Linked DNA regions of Homo sapiens: region 1 is linked to region 2. Evidence: chromatin contacts called from ENCODE Hi-C or POLR2A ChIA-PET data. All regions are on one chromosome and are shown on one strand. The core of a region is the stretch at or near the end of the contact, and the rest is flanking DNA. Distances in the headings are between cores, read along the strand shown.

Region 1 (6,871 bases), core at 66-2,565, 35 kb after region 2:
ACGGGGACGAGCACAGGTTGACCAGCATTCCGAGCCGTCTGGCCAGGCATCGCCAGCACCTTCTCAGGACCCAAACCACCTGAGTGCAGGTCCAGGCTCTGCCACGTAATAGCTTTGTGCCCTGAGAGTTGCCTATCCTCTCTGAGCCTCAGTTTCCTCGTGTGTAAAAGTGGAGATAGGAACAGCACTGACCCTGTAGAGATGTTGTGACAATTAAAGAGCTGATTCGTGCGCAGAGTTCAGAACAGGACTGATCGATCCAGGCAAGCACTAGGTCATTATGGGCTGGCACATTTCAGAGGTGTATCTTTCAGTCTGACATACAGATCCGTGCAAGTAGTCAGCTGTATACTCCATCAGATACAGAACATACCCCATTCACTGCCACTGCAGTTCAGTCTTTGAGAACTATTAATGTAGAACACTCATAATTTTGGTTTGTTTGTTTGTTTTTTCAAGAAAAAAAGAGCATGTCAGGGGCCCTACTCCATAATGCTCTGTTTTCACTAAATAGGACACAAGAACGAATTTAAAGACAAAGCTGCAGTTTTTCAAAGGCTGTTTTAATCTAGTGCCTTTTATCTCCTGTCCTGATTACATATTAGTATAAAATTTTACTTGTACTTTAATTCTATTCATAATGAAATACGTTGCAGCATCCTCAAAGGAATACGAATGTAAATTTTTCATGTATTCAAAAAACCTCCGATCATGCCAGATAAGGGAAAAACAGCCTTATTTCCTCAGAACAGCTTAAATAACAAAAATTAAAACTAAGGCCATTTTGGCCAGGCGTGGTGGCTCACACCTGTAATTCCAGCATTTTGGGAGGCCAATGGATCACTTGAGGTCAGGAGTTCGAGACCAGCCTGGCCAACACGGTGAAACCCCGTCTCTACTAAAAATACAAAAATTAGCCGGGCATGGTGGTGCACGGGAGGCTGAGGCAGGAGAATGGCTTGAACCCAGGAGGCAGAGGTTGAGGTAAGCCGAGATCGTACCACTACACTCCAGCCTGGGCGACAGAGCAAGACCCGGTCTCAAGGAAAAAAAAAAAAAAAAAACTAAGGCAATTTTAGTAGACTCATAGGGTGGGCAGGCAATGACAGCTGCCACCCTAGGGAACAACTGCAAGGAGTTAAGGGCCTTGTAGGAGACTTCAGAGATTCCCACCCCACAAACTCAGGCTACAATAAATAAATCAATAGGTGCTATAGGCAAGGTCCCCTGACTCATGAACAAAGGGCAGAAAAGACGCCCACCTCTCCCCAGTTTCTGTACTGCCCCCATCATGACACATCTGCTGGTATCAGCTTAGAAGAGAAAGGATTTCTGTTTACTTCTACATGGTAGAGACACTTCCTCGTCCCAACTCCTGAGGTTGAGCTTAACACAGCCGGGAGAGGAAATCCAAAGCCACTGTATGCGTGACTTTACCAGCTGTGAGTCAGCCGGTGTTCCACAAACTGTATTTTTTAATGATCACAATCTATTGACTTTTAAAACACCAACAACACTGTTTAAAAAGCACGGTCTATTTAAAAAGATGCTTTTGATTTGCCTCCATGGCTCCAAAATGATAATCTACTTTGTGACATTTTCAAATGATTATTTTGCCAAATTACCACTGAAAGGTTAATGGTTATTTTCCAAATTGATCTCAGATGTTTACCGTTTTTTTCTGATGTCCTCAGGAAGATCATGTCGGCAGGGACCCGCTGGTTCTGTGTTATGAAAAGAAAGACTGTTACTGTGAATGAATGACCGTGTGCTGTGCGGTGGGGAGGGGGGCTTCCGCCCCCACCCCCAACCCCTCGGTGGGTTGGGGCAGGGGGGACTGAAACTCACAGACTCTTTTACGTTTCTGCCTTTGTCAAAGACAGATTTGGGGATTTATTTTGTTTTGAATCTGAAAAATCTTGCACACTGCTGCTACTTTACTAATCCCCTATCAAAATCTTATCTTGGAAAGAGAGCTTCTAGTTTTCTGGCACATTCAACCATTACCTCCCAAAATCCCAAAAGCCTGCCTCCCCAGCTGGCTCTCTTCCAGGCTGTCTGCTGAGACTCAAGACAGACCCTCCTCTCTCGCTTTCTGCTTCTACCAACTTACCAGCTTGATGTTTGGCTTTTAGTGGATTTTAATAAGGAAGGAAAGTAGTAAGAAGCAACAAAAGCCATTCTAAAAAAAACTGGGGGGTGTGGGGAGCCAGTAGCCCCCATTTAATTATGAACAGAAAAGTATGTGATAACATAGATGGGGGTTGTGTGGTTCTTCTGAGCTGCCACCCAAAAGAGTTTCACTTTACCTTAAAGCAGCTTTGAGTTCTTGGATTTAATCCCTTTAAAAGAGCATAGCTCAATTTCTACAGAAACAAGTTAAGACACAACCCTTTTCTAATCAAATATTATTCCAAGCCTCTCCAGAGCCACCCCTCAAAATCCAATACCTTCCAAATATACACACTAGAAAAAGACATGAGTGTTTGCTAAAGTAGCAAACATACTGACACGGCTATTTTTTAAAATGTATTTTTGGTCTTTTTACTGTTCTCAGGTTACACTTAACCCCTGCTCCCCATAAAATAATAGACAAGCACAATGGTTAGGTCAGGAAATGCAAGCTAAAATGGCTCAAAGGGTAAATTAGATAAATATTTTAAGTGTCTATGTAGTAAGCAGACTTCTAGGAAAAACTTTATGATATTTTTTATCCCAAAATAATAAGCACATCGAACAGGAAATCAAAACTTGTACTTGTGTTTGTAAGCAGGATTTCTGGCTAACCAACGCATATAAACCTTGAAAAAATATTTGTGTGTGTGTGTGTCTGTGTGTGTGTGTGTCTGTCTGTCTGTCTCACAGGAAAGAGATTTTTCTCCCCAGGCAAAGTTTTTGGATAGAATCCCAAAATTCAACATTCACTTCGTCTACCAGATACACAAATGACACATTAGGACCCATGAAGTGGTATCCACACACAAGCTTCCAGATTCTGCTCACCTTTTCAACGATGATAAGGTCTCCAACTTGGATGTTAGAACTCTTCACCTTCACTGTGCCTGCAAAGCAGCAGGTTCAAGATACATCACCATCTTAATTCATTTCAATTCAACACGTCTTTACAGAGTGCCCAGCCTGCAAACACACAATACACCCAGAAGTACACGCTCCCACACACAGCTGCCAGTGACTCCAGCACCATTATTTCCTGCCTCTCCAGGAAAGGGTTCAACCGCTACAGAGGCCGTTGCAGAAATAAATGCCCACTTCACAGGGCACTGGAATAACTTCAGCCCTTCATGAAAGATCATTTATTTGCCTTCAGAGTGACTTAGATGGAAAGTAGTGGGGGGAAAAAAGTCTTAATTTTCAACACCACTTAACAGTGACTTAGATGCAAAGTACCGGGGGAAAAAAGTCTTAATTTTCAACACCACCAAAAAGAAAGAAGCTAACTAATTCCAAATGACTGATTTACTTTTTAATTTATAATTGCTACATGCTTTGATTTATAGGATTATGATCAGACTATATAATTTTTGCTGGATGTTTAGATAAACAGTAAAAGCTAACATTAAATGCTAATTCTGTGCTCAGCACTGTACAGATTTTGAAGGTTTCATTTAATCTTCACAATAGCCCTCAGAAGAAGGTAGTTCCATCTCCAGCTTTCAGACGAGGAAAGGAGACTCAGGATGTCCCACCTTCCCCCAAAGTCTCAGAGTTAGAACAGGTCAGTGCTGGGATTCACACCTGCATCTGACTCCACAGTACAGAATAAAAGCAGTGAGTTCCATTCAACCCAAAAAACATGACTGGGCCAGGCACAGTGGCTCACATCTGTAGTCCCAGGACTTTGGAAGGCCGAAGCAGGCAGATGGCTTGAGCCCAGGAGTTCCAAACCAGCCTGGCCACATGTCAAAACCCTGTCTCTACCAAAAACATAAAAATTAGCTGGATGTGGTGGCACATGCCTATAGTCCCGGCTATTCGAGAGGCTGAGGTGTGGGAGGATCGCTTGTGCCCAGGAGATAGAGGCTGCAGTGAGCCGTGATCATGTCACTCCGGCCTGGGCAACAGTGAGACCCTGTCTCAACAGCCAGACAGCATTTACTGAACGCCTGCTGTATGCCAGGCGTTCTAAGGGCTGGGGATACGTGAAACTCAATTCCAGTGGAGGGGAGGAGGCAATAAACAAATAATGGATGAAAGGGGTTGGAGAATCAGAGGGGTGGCTGTCAACAAACTCTGTGGGAGAGTTGAGGCCAGAATTAGACAGACGAAGGACACTGTGTTTACCAATAACAGACGAAAGGCACCCTGAGATGTGAGAAAGTGGGACAGGTGAATAGCTAACAGCATGCACACGGCCAAAGGCTAGAACTCCTTCAGCAAGACGTAAAGCATCAGGAAAGCAGGGAACAGCGAGAGATGAAAGTGGAAGGGGCCAGTTGGGGCCAGGTGGCCCCACACCCTGTGAGGGAGCCCAGAGAGGAAGAGAGAATTTATTCTGGTGATAGGTGAAATTCACATACAGGAGCAACACCACAAAATCTTTATGATGCTGCTATCTTGTAACAAGCCCATGTAACTTACAAATGTTCAGCTAAGAGAGAGATAAAAAGTAATTATAGGCCGGGCACCACAGTGGCTCACGTCTGTAATCCCAGTACTTTGGGAGGCCGAGGCAGGTAGATCACCTGAGGTCAGGAGTTCAAGACCAGCCTGGCAAACATGGTGAAATCCTGTCTCTACTAAAAATACAAAAATTAGCAAGGCATAGTGGCAGGCACGTGTAATCTCAGCTACTGAGGCAGGAGAATCGCTTGAACCCGGGAGGTGGAGGTTGCAGTGAGCCAAGATCTCACCCTTGCACTCCAGCCTGGGCGACACAAGCAAAACTCAATCTCAAAAAAAAAAAAAAAAAAAAAGAACTTAAAGACTTAAAGACACGAAATAATATAAGTGCACAACTCTAGACTTTTAGTGTCTCACATATTTTACATTTTAACATAATTTAATATCATTTATTTTTTAAGTATTTCACTACCATTGAGATTTTTCAGAGCATTCCAATGTTTTCCTATTGAAACAACTCTCTTTAATCGGTTCCATAAGATTTGTTTTTAACTAATTTTTGTGTGTCGTTAAATCTTGTCATTAAACAATAAGTAGAACTGGCATCAAAAGGTCTGATATAAACACTACTGACTTCTGACTTCTTTTTTTTTCTTTTTTAGACGGAGTCTCGCTCTGTCACCCAGGCTGGAGTGCAGTGGCATGATCTCGGCTCACTGCAACCTCCACCTCCTGGATTCAAGCGATTCTTCTGCCTCAGCCTCCCGAGTAGCTGGGACTACAGGCACCCACCACCAAGACTGGCTAATTTTTGTAGTTTTAGTAGAGACGGGGTTTCACCATATTGGCCAGGCTTTTCTCGAACTCCTGACCTCGTGATCCACCCGCCTCGGCCTCCCAAAGTGCTGGGATTACAGGCATGAGCCACTGCGCCCGGCCAACACTACTGACTTCTAGAAAGCACTCAACTAACAATGGCGAGCTGAACTAACCCTCGATCGCTGGTAAGACTTCTGGACTCTCCTAGTGTGAGTATTTCACCCTACTAAGTGAGCATCTAGCATCTAATGGCACCTCATTTTCATAAAATGTGATGCTAAACTCAATTCAGTGACCGGAGCCCTGGCCTGCTAGAGAGAGATCCACTGGCCTCCTTTCATTATGTCTTGGGCTTTGGTCAATACATTTACAGAGAGACTGGAGAACATCCAATTAGATGATTAGAAATGGGTAAAGAGGCCGGACACAGTGACCCAAACCTGTAATCTCAGCACTTTGGGAGGCTGAGACAGGTGGACCACTTGAGCCTATTAGTTCAAGACCAGCCTAGGCAACATAGCAAGACCCTGTCTCTACAACAAACACAAAAAATCAGCCAGGTGTGGTGATGTGCACCTACAGTCCCAGCTACTCCGGAGACTGAGGTGGGAGGAATGCTTGAGCCCAGGCGACCAAGGCTGCTGTGAGCTGAGATTGTGCCACTGCACGGCAGCCTGGGCAAAAGAACAAGACCCTGCCTCAAAAAAGAGAGACAGAGAAAGAGAGAGCGCCGGGCATGGTGGCTCACACCTGCAATCCCAACACTTTGGGAGGCCGAGGCGGGCGGATCACCTGAGGTCAGGAGTTTGAGACCAGCCTGACCAACATGGAGAAACTCCATCTCTACTAAAAATACCAAATTAGCCAGATGTGGTGGCACACGCCTGTAATCCCAGCTACTCGGGAGGCTGAAGCAGGAGAATCGCTTGAACCCGGGAGGCGGAGGTTGCAGTGAGCCCAGTTCGCACCACTGCACTCCAACCTGGGCAACAAGAGCGAAACTCCGTCTCAAAAAATAGAAAACAGAGAGGGAGCGAAAGAAAGAGAGAAATGGGTAAAGAGACGGTCTAATTGGCAGAACGATTTCATGGCCTGAACCACTCTTCTTGCTCCACTAGGGGGCAAAAGGAAAAATGAACACAGACCTGTCGTTTTTCTGGGAGCTCAGGAAGGTATTACTTGAAGGAAGACCGTAAATTCAACGTGGCCCTCAGCGCCAATGAACTTTTCCTTCACCTGAGCTTGCCCCAACTTTCCCAAACATAAATTTACACATTGTCTTTGGTTTTATTACTAAAATTTATGCTGCTGACCTGGCCCAAATGATCACACCCGGGTTCAGATCTTCAAGCTCTAGTTACAGGTTCCCTCTTAAAATCTAACTCATAGAAGAGCATGTGTTTTCATTCTTATTAAATAATAATTGCCTATGTATATGTGTGTACATTAGCAGGACAGAGGACAAAATCAG
Region 2 (6,698 bases), core at 1,615-4,114:
GGTGGATCACTTGAGGTCAGGAGTTCAAGACCAGCCTGCCGAACATGGTAAAACCCTGTCTCTACAAAAATACAAAAATTAGCTGGGTGTGGTGGCACTGTAATCCCAGCTACTCGGGAGGCTGAGGCAGGAGAGGAGTGAACTAGAGGTGGTTTTCAATCCATGCTCCACACTGAGCCCCAGGAATCCTGAGAAACCCGCTCAGCACCACCAACTGCAGCAGGATGGGAGATGCAGCCTGCAGCTCCGTTCCTCTGTCACACATCGGGTGCCACCTATGCTTCCTTTTTTTTTTTTTTTTTTTTGAGACATGAGTCTCACTCTGTCACCCAGGCTGGAGTGCAGTGGCATGATCTCAGCTCACTGCAATCTCCGCCTCCTGGGTTCAAGTGATTCTCCTGCCTCAGCCTCCCGAGTAGCTGGCATTACAGGCGCCCGCCACCAAGCCCTGCTAATTCTTGTATTTTTAGTAGAGATGGGGTTTCACCATGTTGGCCAGGCTGGTCTCGAACTCCTGACCTCAAGCGATCCGCCTGCCTCGGCCTCCCAAAGTGCCGGGATTACAGGTGTGAGCCACCGTGCCCGACCCCCACCTAGGCTTCCTTTGAAGAAAGGGTTCTACTGCTTTAGAATATAATGAAAATTAAGACCACTGGCGGGGGGGGGGGGGGGAAGGCTCATTGTTGAACACAAGCCAAATGCCCTCGCATCTGATCAACACCTGCCTGCATCTCCAGCTGTCCCTCATGCCATCTTCCTCCCGTTCCCTCTGCTCCAGCCATGCTGGCCTTTCTGTTCTTTGGGCACTGCCAAGCTTCTTCCTGCCTGAGGGCCTCTGCACTTGCTGTGCCCTCTGCCTGGAACCCCATCCCCCAGCTCACTGCAGGGCTGGCTTGCTCAGTCTCATCATTCAGGCCTCAATTCAACTTTACCTCCTCAAAGAGGCTCTTCCTGGGCCCCCCAGTTCATGGCACTCCACTTGCCTTCCCGTTGCAAGTCACATTTTGGCAACACCCTGTGTGTTACTCTCTTCATTGTCTAAATTGGCCTATTTACCTGACGGTTCCCTCTCATTAGACCATAGAAACAGAAGGCTCACCTGAGTGAGTTACTCATCACTGTATTCCTAGTATCCAGGGCAGTGTCTGGTATGTAACAGATATTTGCTGAACAATTAAATTAATAACTTAATAGTCCCAAGGTGGTGGTAGGGAGTCCTCAATTGACATGCATTTTTTTTCATTTTCAAGAAGTAACAACTATGAAATCGACATCAGTTTCAGATTTTAAATCACAGATTTAGACAAGGGGTCACCTACAACAGTCTTACTGAATCCACAGCCAACTGAATTGTGGAGGCTAGAAATGTGTATGGAGTTACCAGATTCTACATTCTATTAAAAACATATTTATCCAACAGGAGAGAAGTGATCTGATCCTTTAAAATGAGTCGCACTTTACACCCATGACACCCGATTGCCCAAAATAGAGAACAGATGGGTTACAAGAAACAAGAAAATGACTTTCACTTAATTTTTTAATACTATTTTTAGTATTAGCATTAGACTCCTCAGGTAATTAGACAATTACTAAATTATTCTGGTCACTGCGGGGACACAGCGCTCTGCCTTCCTGCTCTGTTAACCTCTGGTGTCAGGAGCACACGAGTTTCACTTCCAGGCCAAAGGGCACTGCATGGTAACAATAATTAGAGTAATGAATCAGAACTCCGGTTTAAATGAATCATTATTTGCCGAGTGCTTTTAATTATAAAGAATTTAACTCTAAAATTATAAAGAAAAGATTTACAGAAAGGTTCTCTATTGGAGAGACTAAATCGAGAACCCTTTTTTTAAAAAATTCTATAATTTAGGTTCTAGCCACGAACACGTGTCTTCATTTCTGTCCGCATTCCTCAGCACCTGGACCAAATCGTTATTTAACATTAGGCGCAATAACAAGACCTTTGACAAAGTAATTACTGTGGTTGGCAAGTTTCAGTATCCACGGATTTAAATGAAAAGCTGTACTGAGGGCATCCTTCATGAACTTCTGGATTTTGTAAAGCAATCTGCTTTCATATCTACAAAAGTCAAATGCTTCCACTAATATTTCAAACATGGGATAACACAGAGCCATGGGATTTTGTATTCCAGGTGAAACAATTCCCAAGCAAGGCAAAAAGAGAACCACAGACGGTCAGATGTTGACAAAGGCCTCACTCAGGAGACCATCTGACAACGAATGAATTAGAAGACTACTATGATAGCCTGACCAACATCACAGGCCACAGGTTCAATGCCTCCACCCACATATCTTTCTCTCTTAAATTAATACTTTCCCACCTTTCCTACTAAAATGTTCCAGGAAGGAGAGGAAATACTCATTGGTGCTGAAACTGCTTCTTTTAATTGTTAAATAAAGTCTCATTTGCACACCAAATGGTCATGCGCATACATCCTTAAGGCACTGAAACTGACCAGGGGCTGTGTTTGGATGATGCCTGTCTTAGGCCTGGCCTTCAAACATCCTCACATTCCCCATATGGAAGAGTTTCACATTGTACAGTGTTTATCTCTAACCTCCTCCCCATAGGCCCTTTAACCTACACACATTTCTTCTTACTTAAAAAATACCAGGGGAAAACAAAAACAGATGTGGCATCCACAGAGGCAGGTTATGACTCTTTTTGCCCTGGGGAAAAACCACTGGTCCCCTTATGGAGGGAGGGAGGGCAGAACAGCTCCACACGAGGTCAGAAGTGACTTCAGAACCAAGCACAGGTCACTATTGGGAGAGGAATTAAGATCTCCAAATACAAAGGGCCCTGACTTGGGCCCCTGGGCGGGTGTCTCGAATCCTATAAAGCCCCTGAGTCATTTATAGCATCCCAGCCAATAAATGAGACACCAAGGCAGGGAAAATAGGCTTCCCTTTCCCATTAGTAATCCACAGCTAGGGCCATTTCCTGACAAGAACTCCAGCCTGTTATTACAGAAAAGATTAATACAAAAATTAAACGTTGAGTCACCAGGAATGCCAGTTTTCTTTCCAAATGCAGTTAAAACTTCACCACATATGGGCATTCATACTATTAATGGATATTAGGAATGGGTTGCAATTGACTGAAATACACTTTTTTTTTTTTTTGAGACAGGGTCTCACTCTGTTGCCCAGGCTGGAGTGAAGAGGCATGATCACAGCTCACTGCAGCCTCAACCTTCTGGGCTCAAGTAATCCTCCCACCTCAGCCTTCTGAATACCGGGACCACAGGCGTGCACCACCATGCCCAGCTTTTTTTTTTTTTTTTTTTTTTTGGTAGAGACAAGGTCTCCCTCTTATTGCCCAGGCTGTTTTCTAACTCCCAGGCTCAAGTCAACCTCCCGCCTCGGCCTCCCAAAGTGCTGGGATTATAGGTGTGAGCCACTGCACCCAGCCAGAAATACACTATTAAAGATAAAGAATTTCTGTTATGATAACCCTAACTAACCTGCCACATCAAAAAAGCTCAGAGCTGATGACTCACTCACCTCAAAGGGCCACCATCAAAGAGACAGGCTCAGAGCTACTACCTCCAAATGAATCAGCTGAGCCACAGGCTGATTAAGTGACTAAGTAAATCCAATGTTTACTGTTTTAGAGCAGACATCATCTGCAACACAAAGTCAATAAATTTAAATGTACCCATATATCATCATCATTCTCAACTTGGATGATTTTGACCCTCATTTGGTCATGTCTGGAGACATAATTGGTTGTCACAACTGTGAGGGGACAGGGGTACTATAGAAATCTGTAGCATGCTGCTTAACCTCCTACAAGGCACAGGACAGCCTCCCATGACAAAGAATAATCCAGCCCCAATAATGAGAAGCCTGACAGCCACTGAAACTATAAATCCAGGGCTTAGGACCAGGGTGAGTTAGCGCAACTGAACTGTGCTAGCACAAGGTTGGATCTTGCCTTCATTTAAAATTTCAATATACTGTTCTTCACGAATGTTTTGCGCTTGAGTTTTTAAAATATTGCACTGCGCCAGGTGTGGTGGCTCACGCCTGTAATCCCAGCACTTTGGGGGAAGACGAGTGGATCGCCTGAGGTCGGGAGCTCGAGACCAGCCTGGCCAACAGAGTGAAACCCAGTCTCTACTAAAGATACAAAAATTAGCTGGGCGTGGTGGCAGGTGCCTGTAATCCCAGCTACTCGGCAGGCTGAGGCAGGAGAATTGCTTGAACCTGGGAGGCAGAGGTTGCAGTGAGCTGAGATCACGCCACTGCACTCCAGCCTGGTTAACAGAGCAAGACTCTGTCTCAAAAAAAAAAAAAAAATTTTTTTTCACCAAAGTATGATTTGCTTTATTTATTTTTTTTTTGGCACCCGGTTAAATTTGCTATGTGAGTTCCTCACTTGTCTTACTCTAGTCTGGACTGTGTTATGAAACCATTAAAAACCTTGACATGAGTGAAAAGAAGGAAGTTAAATAGTGTTATTCTGGCAGTGGTTCTTAACCAGGAAGGCTTCTCAGAATAACCAATAAAGATTTTTTAAAATATACACGCCGGGCACAGTGGCTCACACCTGTAATCCCAGCACTTTGGGAGGCTGAGGCGGGCGGATCACCTGAGGTCAGGAGTTCGAGATCAGCCTGGCCAACATGGTGAAACCCCGTCTCTACTAAAAATACAAAAATTAGCTGGCATGGTGGCAGGCACCTGTAATCCCAGCTACTCAGGAAGCTGAGGCAGAAGAATCGCTTGAACCCACGAGGCAGAGGTTGCAGTGAGCCAAGATCACACCACTGCACTCCAGCCTGGGCAACAAGATCGAAAACTCCATCTCAAAAAAAAACATTTTTAAAATATACATACTTAAGATCCAGACCCAAAGAATGCCGTACAGCCCAGGCATATATTTATATTTATATTTTTAAAACTTTACAGGCAATTCTGGTGGTCAACTCTAGTTAAAAAAGAAAGGAATATGATGGGTTCTCATTGAAAAGAAAACAGAGACAGAGAGAAATAAAGAACGCATCTATCCAGACACACAAAGGCAGAGCATTTGGCGTTTTGTCCACCCAGGTGTTAATACTGGTTACTGCCGAATGATATGAATACAGGTGAATTCAATGTTTTGTCTTTGTGCTTGGCCGTATGATTTATTTTTTCTGCAAAAAAAACTTTCATAAATACCAGAAAGTTTTTTCAATGAGTAAAAAATGAAGTAGGCTCCATGTCCCAGAGAAAACCACACTGACAAAAAAAATTCTTCCTCAAGAGAATGTAAACTCGGTGGCTCACACCTGTAATCCCAGCACTTTGGGAGGCTGAGGCGGGCGGATCACGAGGTCAGGAGATCAAGACCATCCTGGCTAACATGGTGAAACCCCATCTCTACCAAAAATACAAAAAATTAGCTGGGCATGGTGGTAGGCGCCTGTAATCCCAGCTACTTGGGAGGCTGAGGCAAGAGAATGGCGTGAACCCGGGAGGTGGAGCTTGCAGTGAGCGGAGATCGCGCCACTGCACTCCAGCCTGGGAAACAGAGCGAGACTCCGTCTCAGAAAAAAAAAAAAAAAAACAAGAGAACATAAACTGAACTTTGTATCTGTTTTCTGTGGATGCAGAAAGTAAGAAGAACGCTCTCTGGCAGTCAGTACTGATGAACTGAGTGCATCCTGTGTATATATGTTGTGTGTAGAAAAATAAATCACAAACTCACACGCTCATAAAAAAAACAACTCAGTAAATGAAAAATGACAGTTCACAGACCAAAGTATGTGGAATAATCCCAATTATGGTTTGAGACTGTCTTGCTCTGTCATCCAGGCTGGGTGCAGTGGCATGATCTCAGCTCACTGCAACCTCTACCTCCTGGGTTCAAGCAAGTCTCCTGCCTCAGCCTCCAGAGTAGCTGGGATTACAGGCATGAGCTACCACGCCCAGCAGGAAAAGTTTTCCAAGTACCTTCCATCTATATATATTGATCTTTGTATAAATATTGTATTGTACTACTGAACATTACAAAACAAGAAAAAAAATTCTAAAATCCTATGATAAAAATGAAAAACAGGGCTGGCTGCAGTGGCTCATGCCTGTAATCCCAGCACTTTGAGAGGCTGAGGTGGGCTAATTGCTGGAGCCCAGGAGTTCGAGACCAGCCTGGGCAAATGGTAACACCCCCTCTCTCTACAAAAAATACAAAAATTAGCCAGGTATGGTGACGCATGCCTGTGGTCCCAGCTACTTGGGAGGCTGGGGTGGGAAGATCACCTGAGCCTGAGGGGTCAAGGCTACAGTGAGCTGTGATGGCACCACTGCACCGTAGTCTGGGTAAGAGAGTATAAGACTCTGTCTCAAAAAAATAAAAATAAAAATAAATAAGAAAACAAAATGAAAAATAGCATTTCTCACACAATTAGCTAATATCTCAAAATAACATATACTTGGGGTAAGGAACACTGAGAATTATAGATTTAAACTTAAATTTCTTTTTTTTTTCCTTTTGAGAGGAGTCTCCCTCTGTCACCCAGGTTGGAGTGCAGTGACGCGATCTCAGCTCACTTCAACCTCCACCTGCCGGGTTCAAGCTATTCTTCTGCCTCAGCCTCCTGAGTAGCTGGGATTACAGGTGCCCGCCACCACCCCCGGCTAATTTTTTTTTTTTTTTTTGTATTTTTAGTAGAGACGGGGTTTCA

Evidence for each region. Hi-C counts contacts between places; a loop is a spot of excess contacts on that map. ChIA-PET counts read pairs that join two places held with the same protein, here RNA polymerase II (POLR2A). Pooled maps may share reads with other maps.
Region 1: a loop to region 2 is called in a map of endothelial cell of umbilical vein, with 4 times the contacts of the local background. The contact joins two enhancer-like sites. A Hi-C loop is called at or near these places in 4 of 168 maps with a recorded cell type or tissue (A673, Caco-2, PC-3 and 1 more) and 3 of 50 pooled maps. POLR2A ChIA-PET finds 5 or more read pairs at or near these places in 8 of 52 experiments (A549, Caco-2, OCI-LY7 and 5 more).

Annotation. Positions count from the first base shown.
Region 1 is chr20:51,694,421-51,701,291 of GRCh38, forward strand. ATP9A (ATPase phospholipid transporting 9A (putative)) reads right to left here. Exons shown (of 28, transcript NM_006045.3): 5 at 3,004-3,062; 6 at 1,673-1,724. Among named protein-coding and RNA genes, the nearest start is that of ATP9A, 71 kb to the right of the region's middle. RefSeq lists a silencer at 1,130-1,424 and an enhancer at 4,140-4,640. Within about 2 kb of position 1,316, at least 8 of the 41 ENCODE cell types and tissues checked have a DNase peak (open chromatin) inside an H3K27ac peak, as active enhancers do; they include A673, PC-3 and endothelial cell of umbilical vein, where a contact is called at or near this core.
Region 2 is chr20:51,658,232-51,664,929 of GRCh38, forward strand. All of the region lies in intron 13 of ATP9A (ATPase phospholipid transporting 9A (putative)), which reads right to left. Among named protein-coding and RNA genes, the nearest start is that of ATP9A, 110 kb to the right of the region's middle. Within about 2 kb of position 2,865, at least 8 of the 41 ENCODE cell types and tissues checked have a DNase peak (open chromatin) inside an H3K27ac peak, as active enhancers do; they include A673, PC-3 and endothelial cell of umbilical vein, where a contact is called at or near this core.